Regions from separate parts of the Homo sapiens genome. Here region 2 is linked to region 1. The links are chromatin loops, found by intact Hi-C in ENCODE. Cell type or tissue: Calu3. All regions are shown on one strand. Links, peaks and the distances in the headings refer to the core of each region. The heading gives the core; the rest is flanking DNA. Region 1 overlaps PEX14 (peroxisomal biogenesis factor 14). Region 2 overlaps CASZ1 (castor zinc finger 1).

The links. Hi-C counts contacts between places; a loop is a spot of excess contacts. Peaks named below come from ENCODE experiments on the same cell type or tissue, not always from the same donor. Only the 100,000 strongest peaks of a DNase experiment are listed, where the experiment ranks them.
Region 2: a loop joins it to region 1, with 13 times the contacts of the local background. A loop is called at or near these places in 28 of 110 quality-filtered maps.

Annotation. Positions count from the first base shown.
Region 1 is chr1:10,506,084-10,508,985 of GRCh38, reverse strand. The region is part of intron 2 of PEX14 (peroxisomal biogenesis factor 14); the gene reads right to left. Among named protein-coding and RNA genes, the nearest start is that of PEX14, 33 kb to the right of the region's middle. RefSeq lists enhancers at 1-318, 1,493-1,552, 1,583-1,642. In Calu3, for the core only: a CTCF peak has its summit at 1,365; a DNase peak (open chromatin) is centred at 1,345.
Region 2 is chr1:10,685,322-10,688,223 of GRCh38, reverse strand. All of the region lies in intron 4 of CASZ1 (castor zinc finger 1), which reads left to right. Among named protein-coding and RNA genes, the nearest start is that of CASZ1, 110 kb to the left of the region's middle. RefSeq lists enhancers at 902-1,502, 1,503-2,102 and a silencer at 1,598-1,892. In Calu3, for the core only: no CTCF peak of the experiment used is centred there; a DNase peak (open chromatin) is centred at 1,533.

The sequences.
Region 1 (2,902 bases), core at 262-2,761:
TAGCCTGGGCGACAGAGCGAGACTCCGTCTCAAAAAAAAAAAGGAGGCATGCCTTTGTCTTTCAGGAATGCCACTCTCTGCAGTGGAGCTGGATGGAAACTCCCACCCTTCCCCAGTACCCTGGGATCTTCAGATGAAAGCCTGAAAGAATGCAAAGCCACAAGAAAGTGGCCCTAGGTCACCCGCTCCTCCCTCAGTGGAGTCAAGGCTGAGAATTCTTAGCTAATCCTAAATAAACCTCACATGGCTGAAATGTCACGGCCAATTTGCTTCCCCGTGTGGACTGCAACCATCTGGTTCTGCCTGCAACCAGCCTTTCTCCTCCTGGGCACCTGCCTCAGCCACACAGCTGGAAGATCTGGCAGGCAGGAGCATTCAGAGGGCACAGTAGGAGGTGCACTTCTGGGGGGGAGGGAGCTGGGACTCACTCTGACAAGGCACAAGTTGCCCATATGTCAGTCTTGGGCCCCCAATCTAAAAATCTGGCACATCCAAGGCCGGGCGCGGCAGCTCACGCCTGTAACCCCAGCACTTTGGGAGGCCGAGGTCAGGAGATCGAGACCATCCTGGCTAACACAGTGAAACCCCGTCTCTACTAAAAATACAAAAAAATTAGCAGGGCATGGTGGCGGGCGCCTGTAGTCCCAGCTACTCGGGAGGCTGAGGCAGGAGAATGGCATGAATCCGGGAGGCGGAGCTTGCAGACAGCCGAGATCGCACCACTGTACTCCAGCCTGGGTGACAGAGCGAGACTCCGTCTCAAAAAAAAAACAAAAACAAAAAACAAAAAAATGGCACATCTGCAATGTTCCCCTTCATGTGTTTCTGAAATAAGTCATTTAGAATTGAAGAGAAACCTCTGTAAGACTAGTTTGGATAGGGGGAGGGAGTGGGGTTGGGGGGAAATGCTGACAGGAAGAACAGGTAATCAACCATATGACAGTGGTATTCCCAACAGAATTAAAGACACGTGCCCATGGGGGAAAGTTTCAAAACCTCTAAACATTATTTGAGTGGGTTATCAATGTCTAGCTCTTGGCAACAAGTAAGATCTGACAGAAAGATTTTACTCTCTTAAAGACATCTCTATTCTCTTATCTTCAAAGCAGGTGAACTTTGCTGCCTTAACTCTGACAATGAGGAATTTGTGGATGTTGATAGAAACACAGATAAAGGATTTACCTGAGGGGGCAGAGAAAGTAGAAATAAAAGATCCTGGATATTGTATTTTCTTTACTTATGCGGATTCCAGTGACTCCCTGGAGACCTGCAGGCACCACTTTAAGAGCTGGAGTCCAGAGCAAATTGCTCAATTGTCCAACCTTCTCCCCGCCAGCAAGAGACAGAACAACAAGCGGCTGCTGCCCCCTAGAAGCTACCAGGGGCATAGCACCTTGCTATATAGACATCACATGAAAAGATCCTATTATCTCCTCTCCATCCCATAACCTGTCATTAGTGAGGTACATGGGTGCAGACGCCTCCTCTGAGCACAAGGAGGCACACATCACCTGTGATAAATTAATAGGCGCCTTTTCAACAGCTAAGATGCACACAAAAGACTCCAACCACGGAGAGCACACTAAGGCAGCAGCCTCAGAAAGGAGGTACAGAATCACCAGGCAGCACTGAGCATCGGCTGAAGATACGTTTGTGCAGCGGGCGCCCCGCACGCACGCTAGTGTGCCTGACAGCGCGGTCCACACCGCACCCATACCTGCTCTCCCCGTCTGCACAGGTTCAGCAGCATGGACACCAGCTTTCAATCCCAGTCCTGCCACTTCTTAGCTGTAGGAACTTGAATGCTCTGGGCTCAGTCTCCTCACTGCAAAATGAGTAATTCTCACAAATTTGTTGGAATCAAACAAAGTAACCAAAATAAAGACACCAACAGCGAGACCAAAATAAAGACACCAACAGCGAGGCCAGAATATTACAGAGTAGAAGCCCTCCTGGCCTATGTGATCGGAGCTAGTAATTGTTCGGTTAATCAAAAAATCAGTTAAAGCAGGGAATCAAAAATGGAACCTGCTCCACATACTGAAAACATTTTCTATTAACTGAAAACCTATAAACATTCAGTCACTGCTGATCTTTTGATGTAAAGCCAAGCCCTTTGCTTTGAGTGTGGGCCCACAGACTGAAGTTCCCAGACGTCTTTCTTGCATAAACCCTACCCATAACACAGCCTCCACAATTTCTAAAGCAAAGTAAGAACTTCAAGACATCAGTAAAGCAATCAAAGTACAGAATCCTTCTAGATGTTTATGATCTTCCTCTAATGTTTAACTGTCATCTCGCTCACACCTAATTTGACAGCAATGTTTTTAGCAATTCACATTTAGCAAAGCATTTAACTTAGTTTTCATAAAACTTTCTTTTCACATTTCTTTTTATAGAACACATTATAGCCAGGCGTGGTGGCTCACGCCTGTAATCCCAGAACTTTGGGAGGCCGAGGCGGGCGGATCACCTGAGGTCGCAAGTTCAAGACCAGCCTGACCAACATACAGAAACCTCGTCTCTAAAAATACAAAAAATTAGCCGGGCATGGCGGCGCATGCCTGTAATCCCAGCTACTCAGGAGGCTGAGACAGGAGAATCACTTGAACCTGGGAGGCAGAGGTTGCAGTGAGCAAGATCATGCCATTGCACTCCAGCCTGGGCAGCAACAAGAGCGAAACTCCATCTCAAAAAAACACACAAAAAAAGAACACATTATATTTGCAGAACCCTCTCTTCACACTCTTAGTTCACCTGTTGACATCATGTTTAATACAAGGACACAGGTTTAGGGACAAACTAGCTCCTGGGGTACAGATGAGTGTGGGAGAGACTGGCTGAGGACCTGCCTTGTTCAGAGCACCAAGAGCCTGGTGAGTACGTTCCATGGGACCCAAAC
Region 2 (2,902 bases), core at 267-2,766, 180 kb before region 1:
ACGTTGCTGTGCCAGGACCCAGCACTCGGACTCATGTGCCCTGATCCCCAGGAGGCCAGGGCCCTTGTTTTCCTCTGCCACGGCTGCTCCTAATGGTGACCATTAGATGGTAGCTGGTGTACTGCCACCTCCTCCCCGGGCCTGGTACGGGCCGGGGCTCACGCCTTCCTGCTGTAAGTGCTGGTGGAACTGATTGATTGATGTGCCTCTTCCCCAAGTGCCTCCCCGGCTTCTTAGTGGGGGCAGAAGGAGGAAGGCAGGAAATGTTGGCCAATTCCCTTGGGACCTGGGTTTTAGCTCCTTGAGAGCTTTCTAGAGCCTGGTTTACAGGAAGGAGCGAGGCTGGGATTTGGGATGACGTGAAAGGGGCAGGGAAGCCCTAAGGATAAAGACAGGAGTGTTGATGGTTGAATGGGACCCACAGTAACTCCTAACCATGACCATGGCCTGGGACTGGGACGTCAGTCTGCTGCCCAGTGGGGACAGGATGGCTGCAGCCAGAGGGTGATCTGGGCCCTTCTCCACTTCCTCCCTTGCCCATCTCCCTCTCCCCTTTCTCTCTCCTCCTGAGCAGACCTCACCACTGCATGTCTGCCCTCTCTCATTCTCTTCCCCGCTTCCGGGATCCCTCCAGCTAGACAAACCCAGGGCAGGGAGTGAGGCCAGAAAGACAGGGATACACCCATACTGAGGGCCAGCCAGGCGCCAGGGCTTCAGGCCTCTGCCCCGGGCGTGGTATGTGGGCCACTCCTGGCCGGGGCATCTGCTCTTAGAATGTCCCACAGGCCTGACTCTGGGGTCTCCTCTGGCCCTTCTGGGCCCTGCTGGTGCTGTAATCACTCACCTGCTGACACCCTTCCTAAAGCCAAGAGGGCTGTCTCTTGATGCCACCTGGCTGAGGCTGGGGCACTGCCTGGCTTTGGAGGAGAAGGCAGGAGCTGGGAAACGGACACATGTTGTGTTTCCAGAGACCAGGTGTTCCCAAAGGTCGCCTGGCCTTTTCTTATGGGGCTCTTTCAGTGATCTAAGGGGGCCTTGGGAGGGACTGCGCTGTGTGAGAATGGGGGACTGGAGGAGCCGGGCAGAGCTTTAGATGGGGGGACCCTAGTGCAGCGGGAGAGCAGGAGGCGTCCCAGAGGCCTGTTGGGAGAGACTCCTGGAAGTTTTGTCACCGGGAAGTGCCTCTTCCCTGCAGCTGTGATCCTCACCGCCCTCTAGCCCAGTGCCTCCCTGTCTGTCACCCCTTCAGCCTGGGAACCCAAGGCCACAGGAAGCCGGGCTGCCTCGCAAAAGGATGACCCGGCTCTCCACTGCCCGGCAGGGGGTGCCCCACGGCATCTGCCCCCCATCCTTTTAGGTGTGGGGCAATGTGGTCAGGACCTGGTCCAGGCCTTCTGGCCACGGGTGGGGGAGGGGCAGCCTAGCGTCCCCACCCCCAGAGGTTCCTTGGCTGAGTTTGTTTGCCAGGGTGACCTGTTTAATCATCTCATTTTCTGGTGGCCGTTTATTCCTCGTTTCCACGGTTACGGCCCCATTAAGGGGAGAAGCAATAAGGCGGTGAGTCAAACAGGTAATAAAAACATGCAGAGCCCCTGTGCACCAAGAGAGGGTGGCGGGGAGGGGCGCAGTGAGCTGAGACGGCCTGGGGGGAAGCCCAGGTGACACCCTACCCGCCTTGTCTTCCAGAGGCCCGAGTGTCCCCAAGACCCAGTCCTCGGCTTAGAACTGTCCCCAGCCCTTGGTCCCCTGGGCAACAGGCTGTCCCAGGTAAAACAGGAAGGAGAAAGGTGAGAGGGGGCGTGATACAAGCCCCCCCAGGGCTGCCCCATAGTTGGTGTGTGACCTGTTTCCAGGCCCCACCTCGTGCTCCCTTGGTAGGGGCGGGGGATGATTTCTGACATTGGTTTGAGCTCTAGAATTTTTTTTCTGCCAACTTTATCAGAAAGCATATTTGTGGTGAGTGCTGCTAACAGGGCCAGTCCAGTGAGTAAATATTCCTGGTGTGGACGGCCCTGTGACCTTGAGAGGGAAGAGTACAGTGGTTCGGCCAAGGGCATGTAAGGAGAGGAGAGGACGGCCAGGCGCCCACAGGCCCCCGTGCTGGGTGGGGGGCCCTTCCTGGGAAGGGGTCAGGTGGGGGCCACGGGGTCAGGTTGGCCCCAGTAGCCTCTTCCCAGCAGCATGGTCTACCTCAGGCCCCAGTGACACCAGCTGGAGCTGGTTTGTGTGACTTGCTGGCTGGGGGACAGGCCAGCAGCTGCCCCTGTGGGCTCCCTTCCTCTGGTAAATGGAAGCTGAAATGAAAGTCAGCCTCTTTCCGGCTCCTCTGAGTCCAGGGGCACGTGCCTCTCTCCCAGCGTCCCCTCCCTGTCCTTCCCAGGAGCTTCCTGGGTATCCCCAGCCCCTCTGCCCTGCCCTCGAGGTTTTTGAAGAAGCAGAGGCAGTGGGCTGACTGGAGTGGACAGGGGGAGGCTGGGGTCTTCCTGTTGCCAGGAAGGGTGGGGCTCAGGCAGGCGTGGCAATTGCAGGCCATGCGGGGCCAGCTTCGTGCCCGGGGGCTGAGGATCAGTGGCTCAGAGAGAAAACAGCGGAGGCCACTCTGAGGGCTCCCGGGTTGGGGAGGAGCCTCCCTTCTCTCCAGTGCCATGCTCCCTGACAAACTCACCCAGGTCTGTGTCTCTGATTATTAATTTCAAAGTTGATTTCTGATGAGAGAGAGAGGGAGGAAGGTGTGAGAAATGGGGGAACCCTTTGGCTGGGAAATGCGTCTTGGGAATGGGCCTAGATGAGTGAATATTCTGATCAAACAATTAAAAATAGAACACGCTACCGAGGCCCCAGCTGCCGAGGTTTTTCAGCAACTGTCACCAGCGGGTTCATGGGGCAGGTGGCACTGGAAAGG